2 separate regions of the Homo sapiens genome follow, and region 2 is linked to region 1. A link is a loop called in an ENCODE intact Hi-C map of the cell type or tissue named here. Cell type or tissue: HCT116. All regions are shown on one strand. Links, peaks and the distances in the headings refer to the core of each region. The heading gives the core; the rest is flanking DNA.

Region 1 (8,184 bases), core at 1,083-6,082:
GCTGTTCAATTTGAAATAAGGCAGATAATGGGGTATTTGAATCTATAGTCAATAGATATGTCTTAAAATATATGCATACATATGGGGAAATTTTTTAAATTCATTTCAAAAGTCAACTCTTCAAATGTCAAGACAGCAAAGTTCAGGAAATTCAGATGCATATAATGTCTTAAATGTTAGTTTCCTCTTAAACCATACTGTTTGGAGCTTCCCAAATCCATATTAAGAGGTAGAATGTATTAAAGAGGTAGAATGTTATTTGGAGCCACTAAAGTTCAAGAAATTTTGGTCAATATCATGAGATAATTCTCAAATAAGCAAGACCAGAAACCCAGATCTTAAGATCCAGAGTGTTACTCTATATTTGAAAATTGCCATAAAATTAACTAGGCATAGTCCATAATGATATAAATAAATTATTGAATAATTAATAAGTGGACAAAAAATAAACCGTCTGATATAGTTTGCCTGTGTCCCCACCCAAATCTCAACTTGTATTGTATCTCCCAGAATCTTCACATGTTGTGGGAGGGACCCAGGGGGAGGTAATTGAATCATGGGGACCAGTCTTTCCCGTGCTATTCCCATGATAGTGGATAAGTCTCATGAAATCTGATGGTTTTATCAGGGGTTTCTGCTTTTGCTTCTTTCTCATTTTCTCTTGCTGCCACCATGTAAGAATTGCCTTCCACCTCCCACCATGATTCTGGGGCCTCCCCAGCCATGTGGAACTGTAAGTCCAATTAAACCTCTTTTTCTTCCCAGTCTTGTTTATGTCTTTATCAGCAGCATGAAAATGGACTAATACACCCTCCTTACAGAAGAATTCCAAATATATATGAGCATACTCTCCCCTCTCTTAATTTCTCTCCCGTGAGTATGGTCTGGACTTAGTGATTCTCTTCGAAAGAATATTCTGATCTAATGTGATGATAATTCATTTCTGTGATACCCTTCCCCGAAACCTATAACCCCAAGTTGATCATGAGAAAAACAGCAGACAAATCCAAATTGATAGACGTTCTACAAACTATATGACCAGTACTCCTCAAAACTGTTGAGGTCATTAAAAGCAAGGAGAGATTGAAAAACTGTCACAGATTGAAGGGGATTAAGAAGACACGATGACCAAATGTAATATGGTAACCTGGATTGGTTTCTGAAACAGAAAAAGGGTGTTAGTGAAAAAACTGCGAAATTCAAATAAAGTCAAGAATTTAGTGAATACTGTTGTACCAATTTTAACTTCTCCATTTTGACAATGTACTATTATGTGTTAGTCCATTTGCATTGCTATAAAGGAATACCTGAGAGTGGGTAATTTATAAAGAAAAGAAGTTTATCTTGGCTCATGGTTCCACGAGCTGTTACAGGAAGCATGATGCCAGCATCTGCTTCTGGTGAGGGCCTCAGGAGCTTACAATCATAGTGGAAAGTGAAGGGGAAATGGGGATATCACATGGCAAGAGAGGGGGCAAGTGTATCATATGGCAAGAGAGAAGCTAGCTTGTTTGTTTTTGTTTGTTTATTTGTTTGTTTTGAGACAGGGTCTCACTGTGTCACTCAGGCTGGGTGGCACAATCATGGCTCACTGAAGTCAACCTCCCAGGCTCAATCAATCCCCCTGCCTCAGCCTTCCAAGAAGCTGGGACTACAGGTGCATGCCACCATGCCCAGCTAATTTTGTATGTGTTTTTTGTAGATATGGGGTCTCCCTATGTTGCCCAGGCTGGTCTCAAACTCCTGGGCTCAAGCGAGCCTCCTGCCTCAGCCTCCTAAGATGCCCGAATTACAGGTATAAGCCACCATGCCTGGCTGACCAGGCTCTTTTTAAATAACCAGTTCTCTCATGAACTCATTACCATGGGGAGGGCACCAAGCCATCCATGAGGGATCTGCCTCCATGACCCAAACACCTCCCACCAGGCCCCACCTCCAGCAATGGTGATCACATTTCAACATGAGATTTGGAGGGGACAAATATTCAAACCATATCACATGGTTATATGAGATGTTACTATCAGAAGAAACCGGGTGAATAATACATAGGAAATTCCTGTATTATTTTTGCAACTTTTTGGTAAGTCTAAATTTTTCCAAAATAAAAAGCTCGTTTTTAAAAATTGACCAAGGAACAACATACCCTAACTGAACTGTCCTAGAAGCTAAACATATAGGTTCCTGTTAATATCCCCATTTCATAGATGAGAATTCAGGGGAAAAACCGATTATATAAACCACCTAAGATTATAAAGGGAATAAAAGGAATAGAACCTAAATTGGAATATAGGTCATTTGACTTCAGAGTTCTAACTTTTAATCTTATCCTTAAACTATTCAGAATTTCTTTTTTATTCCTTCTTTTCTCTTTTGATATTAAAGATTAAGTGGCTTTAATATCAGGCTCATGGATCAGGTTATTTAAATATAGAGGCTTCCTGAGACGCAATTGTTATTACTTGTTGTCTTTAATTGTACCTTTAGGATCATAATCCATCCCAAATTTATACTGGTATGTTCCTAGATTAAACTAGAACTATTGGCTGGGCACAGTGACTCATGCCTGTAATCCCAGCACTTTAGCAGGCCGAGGTGGGCAGATCACCTGAGGTCAGGAATTCGAGATCAGCCTCGCCAACATGGTGAAACCCTGTCTCTACTAAAAATACAAAAAATTAGCTGGGCGTGGTGGTGGGCGCCTGTAGTCCTAGCTACTAGGGAGGCTGAGACAGAAGAATTGCTGGAACCCGGGAGGCAGAGGCTGCAATGAGCCGAGATCATGCCACTGCACTCCAGCCTGGGCGACAAGAGTGAAACTCTGTCAAAAAAAAAAAAAAAAAAAAAAAAAAAAAAAAAAAAAAAACCTAGAACTATTGTATCTACTATCCTCATAGTTTTTGTGAGGATTAAATAGGTTCACAAATACAAATAGTTATAATGACTGGTACAAAGTATACAGGCAATTGATATGAATACGATTATTATTTTTCTTTTTCTTTTTTTTTTTTTTTTTTTGAGACGGGGTCTCTCTCTGTCACCCAGGCTGGAGTGCAAGGGTGTGATCTCAGCTCACTGCAGCCTCTGTCTCCTGGGCTCAAGTGATCCTCCTGTCTTGGCCCCCAGAGTAGCTGGGACCACAGGCATGCACCACCACAACTGGCTAATTTTTTGTTTTTTTTGTTGTTGTTGTTGAAATTGCATCTCCCTATGTTGCCCAGGCTGGTCTTGAACTCCTGGGCTCAACCAATTCTCCGGCCTTGGCCTCTCAAAGTGCTGGGATTACAGATGTGAGCCTCCATGCCTGGCCATGATTATTATTTTTTATTGGTAATTTTTTCGGTTCTGATTCCAATTCATTAACATTCCCTTTAGCCATGCCTGTTCTGCCTTTTAATCTGCCCATTGAGTTTTTTAACATCTGTACTTTTTCCTTCATAATTTGTCTTTGTATTTCTAACCTATTTTTATAGTATATTGCTTTATATTTCCACATATATTTTATAATTTTTTTTCTCTACCGCATTTTATATATACTTATGGCCCCTCTCATTTCGTAGTCTTTCCGGTTCCTGGAAGGGAGAATTTTTCCATTTTTGTTTCCTGTTTAAAAAATAAATAAACTGTTTTTGCATCGTTTCTAATATTTTATTGTCATCTCATTTTAGGTGACAGAAGTCTTTCTCTGTAGTGTCACGGTTATTGAAATGTATCTCTGGAGAGGTTTTAATTTTCTTTTTACCACTTGCTTCAGTAGAATTTCTGCTATGTGTCTAATTTTTATGTTAATTTTTGTCCTGGGATTTCCTCAACACAAGGACAGCTAAAATTCAGACTTCAAACTTATGACTTCATGGCTTTTATTTCTTGAGGGAGACTTATTTTTTTCCACCCTGACCTGGGGTTGAGAATAACTTCCTTGTTGCCCTCCTGAGTCAATAGATGGCTTTTCTTTTTCAAATTTCTCTTCCCCTAAAATTGCTTTCTGCAGGAGCCCCAGTTTCAACACTTAATCCATATCCAGTAACGATATTATTTCTTTGTCACTGCACAGCCTGTGCCATAACCAGGTCCAGTAATGTCCAGTAGGTGGCTCCTGGGATGTGGTTATCAGCATTTTCTACAATTCTAGCGCATGTACATTTTCTTTTTTTTTTTTTTTCTTGTGAAATTAGCCATTGTGATGGTTAAAGTTACGTGCCAATTTGGCTAGACTATGGTATCCAGATATTTGGTCAAATACTAGTCTAGATGTTGCTGCGAAGGTATTTTTTAGATAAGATGAACATTTCAATCAGTTGAGTAAAGCAGATTAACCTCTATATGTGAGTGGGCCTCATCAATCAGCTGAAGACCTTAATAGAAAAAGTGCACCATCCCTATGGCAGAGAGAATTCTGCTTGTAAACTAACATCAGCTCTTCCGTGGGTCATCAGACTGCCAGCACACCTTGACAATTTTGGACTTGCCAGCTTCCACAATCTCCTGAGCCAATATCTTTTTCAAAAAAAGCATTCATGTGTGTGTGTATATGTGTGTATTACACACACATATACATACATACACACACACACACATAGAGGTATGTATTTTTATACACACACACACAGACACATACACACACTATACCTTATTGGTTCGTGTCTCTGGACAATCCTAATACAGTCATGTGGGTTTTTTTTTAAGTTACTTATTTTTATTTTGTCCAAAAACTTTAGATTTTTACAGAAGGGTTTCTCTATTAACCTGATGTTTTTCTTAAATCAAGGAACCACCCATACACTTCTTAATATTTTTAAAAAGATTGTGTTTTATCCATAAAACAAAGGTATTATGGTTTATTTCCTTGTTAAAAAGCTATTACATAAAGGTTAAAATGTATAAATAATAATTAACACTAGGCCAGGCACAGTGGTTCTTGCTTGTAATCTTAGCACTTTGAGAGGCTGAGGTGCATGTACATTTTCTTTTTTTTTTCTTGTGAAATTCACCATTGTGATGGTTAAAGTTACGTGCCAATTTGGCTAGACTATGGTACCCAGATATTTGGTCAAATACTAGTCTAGATGTTGCTGCGAAGGTATTTTTTAGATAAGATGAACATTTCAATCATTTGAGCTTAGGATCATTTGAGCTTAGGAGTTTGAGATCAGTCTGGGCAACATAGCAAAACTGTCTCTACAAAAAATACAAAAATAGCCAGACATGGTGGTGCACACCTATAGTACCCACTACTCAGAGGCTAAGGTGGGAGGATCACCTGCACCCAGGAGGTCAAGGCTGCATGAGTGGTGATGGCGCCACTACATTCCAGCTTGTGTGACAAAGGAGAGCCTATCTCAATAAATACATAAATAAATAAAAGCTTGCATGAGAGAAAACTTTCCTGAGGTAACTCTATGACAAAACAAACAAATCAAACTCAATCAACTGAGATTATTACACAGCACATCTTAATTAGCAGAGGAGGAAGTTTAGCTTTAATGAAATGATGGGCTGCTTTAATTTCTAATTAATCCAAAAATTATCACTTCAAAAGACCAATCAACCATTCAGCCATGTTAGAGTTGGATGTTCCAGATTTAATTGTCAGTAGTCAATAGTTCAGAGCTTCCTAATAAGAAGTGGAAGAAGAAAAGCTTTCTATGGAGATCTACCGGGATTTAAACAACTGTCATGGTTAAGAGATTGATTGTTTTTTGTTTTTTGTTTTTTTTTTTGAGATGCAGTTTTGCTCTTGTTGTCCAGGCTGGAATGCAATGGCGTCATCTCGGCTCACAGCAACCTCCGCCCCCCAGGTTCCAGCGATTCTCCTGCCTCAGCCTCCTGAGTAGCTGGGATTAAAGACTTGCGCCACCACGCCCAGCTAATCTTTTTGTATTATTAGTAGAGATGGGGTTTTACCATGTTGGCCAAGCTAGTCTCAAACTCCTGACCTCAGGTGATCCACCCACCTCGGCCTCCCAAAGTGCTGGGATTACAGGCGTGAGCCACCGTGCCCGGCCAGGAGATTGATCTTTGGTAAGTATCCATAGGTTCCTCTGAATATTAATAAAAGGAAAGGTTCTCTATTGACTTCACAGCATCCCAGCTACTGACAACCTGGTAGGCCACATATCTAATTAAACGGACCATCCTGACTGGCTTGATCATGCCATGGTTTATCTGCTTGTCCCCAGTAGGCCGGTACCTGATATTCTGAGTGTCTTTGTCAGTTTGGGCTGCCCTAACAAAGTACTGAGTGGCTTATCAACAATGTATTTCTCACAGTTTTGGAGGCTGGAAATCCTAGATTGGGGGCCAGCATGGTGGGTTCTGCTGACGACCCTCTTCCAGTTTGCAGATGGCCAACTTCTTGTTGCATCTTCATGTGGCAGAAAGAAAGGGAGAGATCTCTCTAGGGTCCTTTTTATAAGGGCACTAATCCCATTCACAAGGGCTCTATACTGATGACCTAGTTACCTCCCAAAGGCCTCACCTCCACATACCATCACATCGGGGATTACATGTCAACTATGAATTTTGGGGAACACAAACCTTCAGTCCATAACATTGAGTGTATGTGGACAAGCGCATAGATACACATTTATAAATGACATCTTTAATAGTAGTAATAATTACGTCCTTAGTAACCACACACACATTGTGAGTTTCCATTAAATGGCAGTCACTGTGCTAAGTATTTCATGTGACTTGTCTCATTTAACAATTATTACAACTCTTCTGGTAGCTACTTTTCTTCTTCTTGTGTCCCAAATGAGGATGCTAAGGCTGCCAAGGTTAAGAAATTTATCCAATATTTTATAGTTAAAAACTGACAGAAATAGGACCCAAATCTCAGCCTAGGAATTCATTCACTAAACCTCAATTCCTCAATGTAGGAAGAGGTTCATTAATAATAATAATAATAATGGTTATTGCAGATAAAAATGTTTATACCTTTCCAGGCCCTGTTTGATATGTTTTGGATATTTTAACTGATTTAATCCTCACTACTATAACCCCCACTTTACAGATAAAGGAATGTATGGTAAAAAGTACAAAATAACTTGCCCAAGATCACACAGCAAGCAAATGGTAAAGATGGAATTCAAACCTAAGCATTTTGGCAGGGCGTGGTGCTCAGGCCTGTAATCCCAGCACTTTGGGAAGCCGAGGCGGGCGGATCACCTGAGGTCACAAGTTCGAGACCATCCTGGCCAACACGGTGAAACCCCGTCTCTACTAAAAGTACAACAACAAAAAAAAAATTAGCCAGGCGTGGTGGCAGGTGCCTGTAATCCCAGGTACTTGGGAGGCTGAGGCAGGAAAATCACTTGAATTCGGGAGGTGTGGAGGTTGCAGTGAGCCAAGATTGTGCCACTATACTCCAGCCTGGGCAACAGAGCAAGACTCTGTCTCAAAAAACAAACAAACAAACAAAAAAGCAAACCAAAGCATCCTGCTCCAGTGTCAGCCTCAGTCCTCTTCTCCACTGTACTATACTTCACAGTTCTTTAGAGAAACCCAAGAACCTTTTAGAGATTCTGGAAGGTCAAACTATTTTAATAACAATACTAAAGGACTATTTGCCTTTCTTACTGTCTCTCTCACGAGCACTATATTTGGAGTTTTCCAGAGGTTATATGATGTAAGAGATTGCCACAAATGTAGAAGAAAACATGAGAATCCTGCAGTCATCTGTTAAGCCAATTATTAAAGAGACACTGCTAACTGAAAAAAAAAAAACTACTCTTTGGGAAAATACAGCTATTTTTCACTTTAAAAATGTTTTTATGTTGACAAATAATGGGTTCATTATTGTTCTTCTAAAGGAAACAACAAATAAAGTGTTCTTAATTTTCATTTGCAATATGGTAGCGATAGATATAAATCATAAAGAAAAAACTCTTTGGTTTTTCAATAAGTTTTAAAGTGTAAAGATTGGTCAGAAACCCAAAAGTTTTCTAATGGCCACTAGGCTTATATACTATGTCTTTCCATGATAGCAACTAGTCATAGGGTTTTTTTGTGTGTTAAGATTAAATGAGGCCAGGCGTGGTGGTTCATGCCTGTAATCCCAACACTTTGAGAGGCCGAAGTGGGTGGATCACCTGAGGTAAGGAGTTCGAGACCATCCTAGCCTACATGGTAAAACCTCATCCCTACTAAAAATACAAAAATTATCTGGGCATGTTGGTGTGCACC
Region 2 (8,184 bases), core at 1,368-6,367, 420 kb before region 1:
GGTAAACCAATTAGCGATTTAGCTTCAATTTCTTCGGTCACAAAATTACAGCAAAAATACAATACTTAATGCAGATGCTCTCAAAATGTCACTTTATTTACCTTTCACCCACAACCAATTTGCTTTTCCTTTTATTATTTTTGGTCATGACTGGAGTGACCACATAATTTGTAGTTCAAATTGGGACACTTTTGAGAAGGAAAGAGTGTGCTAAAAATAATTGAAATTATTATTACTATTTTTTATAAGACATGGGGGTCTTGCTATATTGCCCAGGCTAGAGTTTAGTGGCTAATCACAGGAGTGATCCCACTACTGATCAACACAGGAGTTTTGACCTGCTCCATTTCCGACCTTGGCTGATTCATCCCTTCTTGGGCAATTTGGTCCGCTCCTGGGAGGACACCATATTAATGCCAAACTTAGGGCAAACACCTGATTGGCATACTGTACTACAGCCCAGATCTCTTGGACTCAGGAGATCCTCCTGCCTCAGCTTCCCAAGAAACTGGGACCACAGGTGTGCACCACCACACTCAGCTGTAATTATATAATTTTTGACATTTATGAACGCAATTATTTTTATTATATTGCCCAATGAATAACATGGTCTATTTGAAAATTATTTTCCAACATAAAAATTCTTTTGGAAAGTAAGATAACAGATCTCTGTGTAGATTGAAAAAACAATTTTTTCACTCTACGCACTAATTAGCTGAACATTAAAAATAGCATAAGCAGAATAATTTTTCCTGATACATATTAATGTACTTAAATCAGCTTTTAGCTTTGTCTACTTATAAATTGATACCTTTAGCTATTCCTATTTATTCTATCACTTGTATTTTCTAAAGAATATATTTTTTCAATATAGTTTGTTTCTATTGATAAAAATTGAAACTTTCAAGTTTCATCTTATAGATAATAATTGTGATTAGTTAATACATTCAGTTGACTCTTTTAATAAATGCTATATACTGATACCTTTAACTGACTCAATTTTCAATTGAAAAAAGTACTTCATCCACAGTTGCTGAAGTACCTGGTGAGTACAGAGCAAATTCTGCTAAATGAAGGTTATCCTGAATTGTAATATTTCATAATAAAATGTGTAAATATTTCTACCCAAACATTTTCATATGTATGCTCATTTTGATTCTAGACAGGTGACCTTTCTTCAGCAAATATTTTTACAAGACAAAACTCATTAAATAATTTCTCTAGTTGTGATTTTAAAACAAATTTTGTCAAAATTAGATGTCATAGGACAGAGGCCTTCTGAATTTCATTCAATTGTGTGGTTCAGGAAATAAATCTGTTAAGTTAAAAGTATCTCCATCACATGATTCTGCCTACTGCTTGAGATATTCCAGAGCATAGTTATTTAATCTTCTTCAATATTTCATTTTGAACACTCTTTGAGTTCTTGTTTAATTTATTTGGTTTCAAATTTTATTGGGATAAATCCCAATGACTACCTGTTTATAAGCTTGGTTTTAATAAATCGCGATTCTCTCTAAAAGCTCTGCAAGCTGACATTTTTCCTTGTACCACTCATTGAATAGTTTGATTAAAGGTTCATGACTAATTTTGAACAAAATGTAGCCAAAATGTAGATACTTATTAGAAAATGCTCAATATCATTGTAAGATACTTAGGTTGACTTATATAGAAATCCTTCCAGGGTTCAAACATTTTAAAAATCCAAATTATTATTGATTTAAAAAGTAAGTATTAGAAAATTCAGCATATTATATCCATAAAATATTTGGCCAATTGCTTTTTTGTATATATAGGAAAATATCTGTATATTTTGACAACTGTAACTCCTATTCCTATTAGTAGAATACTGTAGATCATTTGAATACAGTTAAGATTTGTTTGCATAATGCAATTAATTACAAATACATTTCTGCTCCAAAGATTTCATCATTTAATTGGAATATCATTTTTACCATGGCATTATGCTCCATCAAAATCATATTCATATTATCACTGTAAAAAAGTAAATCACACACAAAACTTTGTTTCCAAAGTTGAATTTTTAAACCAAATTTTCAGTAACATTGACAATAGCACTGGATGTTTTGTCTTTGACTGACTGAATCAGTTTCTAACACTTTCTCTTTGATTCCACAACTTTGATGAAAATAATTTAATATTATTGGAATTAACTTTATCGATTTTCCATTAGAAGTGATATACAACAGGCTTCATTTTGCTGTTGCAAAGTTCTGTTAATGGAGCCAACACATTAGCATCTATAAATTCACTATTTTTTACATGCAAAGAAAACCTGGTATTGAAAATCAATTCATGAAATTAACTTAAAAGGTGCTATCATTTGATTTGAATGAAAAGGCATGCTTCACAGAAATATATTCCAGCTTTTTCAAATGCATGTATTAAGTCATCATTTTAAGGCAGGTTCTTCTTAAATAAATACAAACTCTGAAAGTAGATGTTGACATATTTTTAGAGATTTGAGTCTCGTAGTTGTTATGAGGTCCATGTTATTCCTATAGATCCAAAAGAGGATGTTCAGTATTGAAAAACATTTTGAGCAAGTTAAATGTTCATCATGAACTTTCTTAAGAAATGGTGATTCAGGTTGATTCATTAAATATGCACCTTTTTGAGCTCATTACTGTTTAAAGGATTCAATATCAAATAAAAAAGAAAACCAAACAATAAAATCGTTGTTAGATTATACCATAATGCAAACTACCCTAGAAGAGCAATCAGACTATTCTAGACATTCTATGGCAGGACTGCTCAGCCTCTATTTCCCACACTTTGGTGTTCAGTTAAGCTATAATTTCCCATGTTGTCCCCTGATCCCACCAACTGACAGCCTAGGAGTTACCAGCATTCCACAGGCTGGCTCACCCAATAGCTGGCAGAGACAGCAACATGCAATACTTCTCCCACCACCACCCTTCTCCAGTTTATATTGTCTGAGCCAGCCTTATTGCACCAGCGATCACCACTGAGTGAGAAGTGTTAGTTTCTGGGTGGGGTAGGGAAAGGACAGATGGGTTTATCTTTGGTTGTCTTTTAGGTTTCACCACGTGTTCAAGTGAGCATCTTTTTTTACTGCACACATCTCTCATGTATGCTGCTAGACAAGACCCTGGTAGAAGTTACAAGTTCTTTTTCTTTCTTTCTTTCTTTTTTTTTTTTTTTTTTGAGAAAGAGTCTCGCTCTGTCACCCAGGCTGGAGTGCAATGGCGCAATCTTGGCTCACTGCAACCTCCGCCTCCTGGGTTCAAGCGATTCTCCCACCTCAGCCCCTCGAGTAGTTGGAATTACAGGCGTGTGCCACCATGCCCGGCTAATTTTTGTATTTTTAGTTAAGGGGTTTCACCATGTTGGCCAGGCTGGTCTCAAACTCCTGACCTCAAGCGATCAGCCCGCCTCAGTCTCTCAAAGTGCTAGGATGCCAGGGTGAGCCACCGCACCCAGCTGGAAGTTGCAAGTTCAAAGTGGAGTTCTACCAAACTCATTTAGCTTATTGCAATACAGCCAAAAACATCAGGGACAAATGCTTAAAGTGAGAAGACTTTGGGAATTCAGGAGGTAACCAGGGCTGTGGCGCGCAGCCAGGGTATGTGGGTGCACTACGCATAAGGAGCTTTATCCACGCAACACTCTTGGTCCTGTCTCACTCTTATTATCCCACGTTTCCACTTCTCCTAAATGCTCGTTCATTTTAAGAGAAGTGACTCGGTTACTTGGCTCCTTCTCTCCTTTCCTTAGCTTTTTATGGGCAATAAAACCCAGCTTCTTCCTAGCTTAATGATTTAGCTTTGCTTTAAGGGTTTAATGATAGTTATAACTCAGTCTTTATAGATTTTTTTTTTTTACTCTGAAAGAGAAGGCATTTTCAATCATGTGATTGAGAAATCATTCTTAAAAATAAAAATGCACTGGGATTTTAACATGTTGATTACAGGTACCTTTCTGTTTCTCAGAAAAGGTAAAATTACTAGTAGAAATGAAATTGGGAGAAGTATGGGACATGTAAGCTCTCCTATGACTGAACATCCCAGTTAGAGTTGGGTGAACCTCAGAGAAAGCTAGTTTCATGGCACTGTATTCAGTTAGTTACTCTTACGTTGTTTTGTAAATGTTTTATATATTTCAGTGTGTTGTGTTTCTCCAACTAGATTGTAAACTCATTGAGGGCTTTTTATCATTTTAGTATTACTCTATAAATTTTAGTATAGTTTCCATGTTTATTTAGTCACTGTATTTATTGACTGGTAGTTAACAAAATTTCTCTGACTTTTTACCTGTAAAAAGAACCAATTTCTCTTTTTCCCTCGTCATCTTTGAGTCCTAGTCAGTGAAAAAGAAAGAAAGAAAGAAAGAAAGAAAGAAAGAAAGAAAGAAAGAAAGAAAGAAAGAAAGAAAGAAAGAAAGAAAGAAAGAAAAAGAAAAAAGAAACCAGAAGCTTATCTCTTGAGCCTGAGGAATGTGCCAGGCAGGAAGCCATGCCTTTAGTAAGATACATGGATTGGCTAGGTTTATTCCCCACCGTAACTCAACTTCTTGTATTGAATTGCAAGTTGAAACAGTAAAGTGCACAATCTTGACTTTACAATGCAATGACTTTTTACAAATGTATACACTCATGTAACTACCAAGGTCAACTTAAATTATTTCCAGCACCCGAAGCCCCTTTCTTCCATCTTCCAGTTAATGATCCCCATAAAATCAACACCATTCTGACTTCTTTCACTATAGATTCATTTTGTTTGTTTGTGGACTTTGAAGAAAGAGAATCACAGTGTACCTAGCCCTTGGCATCTAGCTCTCTACTTTTTAGAGTCAAAATTTGAATTGAGTTGTAATATATAGCAAAGTGCACAAATAAGTATATATTATAGCTCTTTGAACTTTTACTAAATAAATCTATTCAGCCAACCAGCACCCATATCAATTAAGTAAAATATTTCCAATACTCCTGTATTCCTTATTCGTGTCCCTTCCAATCAGTTCTTCAATGTTAAAGATAACCATTTTTCTGACTTCTAAGACTATAGAATAATTCGTCTTTATATAAGTGAGATCATAGAATGTGTCCACTTCTGCGTTTGACTTCTTTCACTCAAAATTATAGCTGGTAGAGTTATCCATGTTAATGTGTACAGTTGTAGTTTGTTTTTCTTTCATTTCTGTTTAGTATTTCATTGAATAATTATACCACCATTTAAGAAGTCAATTATATATTGTTTGAACACGTAGACTTTTAGCAGTGTGGGGCCATTGTGAATAGTGTTGCTAAGAATATTATTGTTTGTGTCTTTTTGTGTGAACATGTATATGTATTTCTGTTGGATATGTACCTAGTAGTAGAACTGTGCATGTTCATGGTTGGCAGATAATACCAAACAGTTTTCTAACATGGCTATTAATTGAATGGATATTATCAAACAGTAATATCCATTAATTGAATGGATATTATCAAACAGTAATATCCATTAATTGAATGGATATTACCAAAGTTTTCTAACATGGTTATTAATTGAAGTTTACACCAGCATTTTACGAAAATTTGAGTTGTTCTACATCCTTATCAACACAGTGGTGTGTGATGCTATTCTGAATAATACTTGACTTTAGGTTTTCGTTTCTTTCTAAGATACAGAAATGTAGTTGTTCTTGTGTATTGACCCCATGTCTGATGATATTGCTAAATGCCTTATGACATTTAGCATACTAGTTTGTGGTAGATCCTTTTGGATGTTTTTATAATCACAACCAGATATTCTGTTAATAGTGATAATCTTATTTCTTACTTTTACATTATCCTATATATAATACTAAATATGTGACAATACTAAATATCTTTTATTTTAAAATATTTTCATTACTTTTTTCCAGTTTTACTGAGTTGTAATTAACAAATAAAATTTATATGTATTGACATATGTATATGCTGTGAAGCGATTAAAACAATAAAGATTAATATATACATTGCCTTAACTTGTTATCATTTTTCTTTTGTGGTGTGAACATTTAAGATCTTCTCTCTTAGCAATTTTTAAGTACACAACATATTACTGTTTACTATATTTGCCTTATTTCTGAATTCAAAGAAAAAATCTCTCAATATTTAGCATTAAGTATGATGCTTAGAGTAGCTGATTTGTAAATAATTCTTATCAGGTTAAGGAAGTTAATTTGTTACATATAACTGTAATTTGAAATTACTTTTCTTCTTTGGTTAGAAGTTTGGTCTGTATAGCATATCTTTTTCCATTTTTTTCCCCATTGCTCTTCGGTCCTTGTAGTTCTGTGTTTTGGTCTGGGGTCCATTTCTTCCTTCTTAAAAAAACTCTGTTTAATCTATCATTTAGTGCAACTCTGCTGATGGAAAATCCTTTCTGTTTCCGTTTATCTGAAAATTTACTTTTTAATCCTTTTTTAGTTTGGTAAAATATACATAACATAAAAGTCACCATTCTAACCATTTTTAAGTACACAGTTCAGTTGTTGTGTAACTATCACCACTATCCATCTCCAGAAATTTTTTATCATCTCAAACTGAAACTCTGTGCCAATTAAACAGTAACTCTCCATTCTCCCTCCCACAGTCCCTGATAACTGTTATTCTACTTTCTGCCTCTATAAATTTGACTATTCTTGGTGCCTCATATAAACAGAATCATACAATGTTTGTCTTTTGTCTGGCTTATTTTTCTTAGCATAATGTCCTCAAGGTTCATCTATGCTGTAGCATATATAAAAATTTCACTTCTTTTTTTAGGCTGATTAACATTCCATTGTAGGTATGTATGATATTTTATTTATTCATCCATTGATAGATATTTGGGTTGTTTCTACCTTTTGGCTATTATAAATAATGCTGATATGAACCCTGATGTACAAATATATGTTCAAGTTCTTGCTTTCAATACTTTTGAGGTAATTTTATGTCCAATTTTTTGAGGAGCTGCTATGATGTTTTCCACAGCTGCTGAACCATTTTACATCTCCACCAGCAATGTACAGGGTTTAATATTTTCCCATCCTCACAGACACTTTTATTTTTGTCTCTCTTTCTTTTTTTTTTTTTTTTGTTTTTAAACTGCCATTCTAGTGGTTGCAAAGTGGTGTCTCATTGTGGTTTTGATTTGAGTTTCCCTAATGATAAAAGACATTGAGTATCTTTTCATGGTGCTTATTGGCCATTTGTATCTCCTCTTTGGAGAAATGTCTATTCAGATTTTTTGCCCACTTTTTAATATGACTTGTTTTGTTATTGTTGTTCTTTCATAGAAACTCTTTATATAATCTGTATATTAATCTCTTTTCAGATGTATGCTTTGCAAATATTTTATCCCATTTTGTGGATTGCCTTTTCATTATTTTGATAGTGTTCTTTGATGCACAAAATTTTAAAATTTTGAAGTCCAATTTATTTATTTTTCTTTTCCTGTCTGTGGTTTTGATATATTCATTTTTATATGGATAGCTTCATTGGGTATAAAACTCCATATTGGTAGTTATTTCCTTTAATCAATTTATAGACAACATTTTATTGTTTTCTGCCTTCATATTTTCTGGAGGAAAATTCAAAGGGATCTGTTGAATTAATTGTTGCTCCTTTGAATGTGATTTTCTTTTCTTGGGTAATCCAAAAATTGTTTTTTTCTCTTGCATATTCAGTTTGTCATAATTTGACTAGGTGTTATTCATTTTATTTACCCTGCCTGGGCTTTTCAGAACTTCCTGAATTGTTGCTTGATGTTTTTGATCAGATTTGGTAATTCTTAGTCATTACATCTTTAAATATGTCCCATCTTTCTCTCCTTTCTTTCTGCTTACATGTACATTATGCCTTTTTGCTATGCCTACATGTATCCTAACACTCACTATTTTCTGTATCTTCATGACTACTTCTCTTTATTCTTCAGTCATATATTTTCTATTGACATATTTCCTAGCTATTGACAATATATTCTGCTATTTGCAATCTGTGTTAAACTTATACATTGAGGTTTAAATTTCAGATAATAAATACTTTTATTTCTAGAATGTTTATATAAATAGATTCTAATTGCTGGTGAAATTTTTCATTTTTATATCTATGTTCTTGTTCTCCATCTCTTCATCGATTTTCATGAACAAATTATTCATATTTATTTGAAGGTGTTTGTCTGCAAGTACAATATA

The links. Peaks named below come from ENCODE experiments on the same cell type or tissue, not always from the same donor. Only the 100,000 strongest peaks of a DNase experiment are listed, where the experiment ranks them.
Region 2: a loop joins it to region 1, with 5 times the contacts of the local background. A loop is called at or near these places in 4 of 110 quality-filtered maps.

Annotation. Positions count from the first base shown.
Region 1 is chr2:223,671,107-223,679,290 of GRCh38, forward strand. No RefSeq gene overlaps it. Among named protein-coding and RNA genes, the nearest start is that of SCG2, 73 kb to the left of the region's middle. In HCT116, for the core only: a CTCF peak has its summit at 4,078 (motif pointing right); a DNase peak (open chromatin) is centred at 4,075; H3K27ac peaks cover 2,696 bases.
Region 2 is chr2:223,248,254-223,256,437 of GRCh38, forward strand. It overlaps the pseudogene RN7SL807P. Among named protein-coding and RNA genes, the nearest start is that of KCNE4, 200 kb to the left of the region's middle. In HCT116, for the core only: no CTCF peak of the experiment used is centred there; no DNase peak of the experiment used is centred there.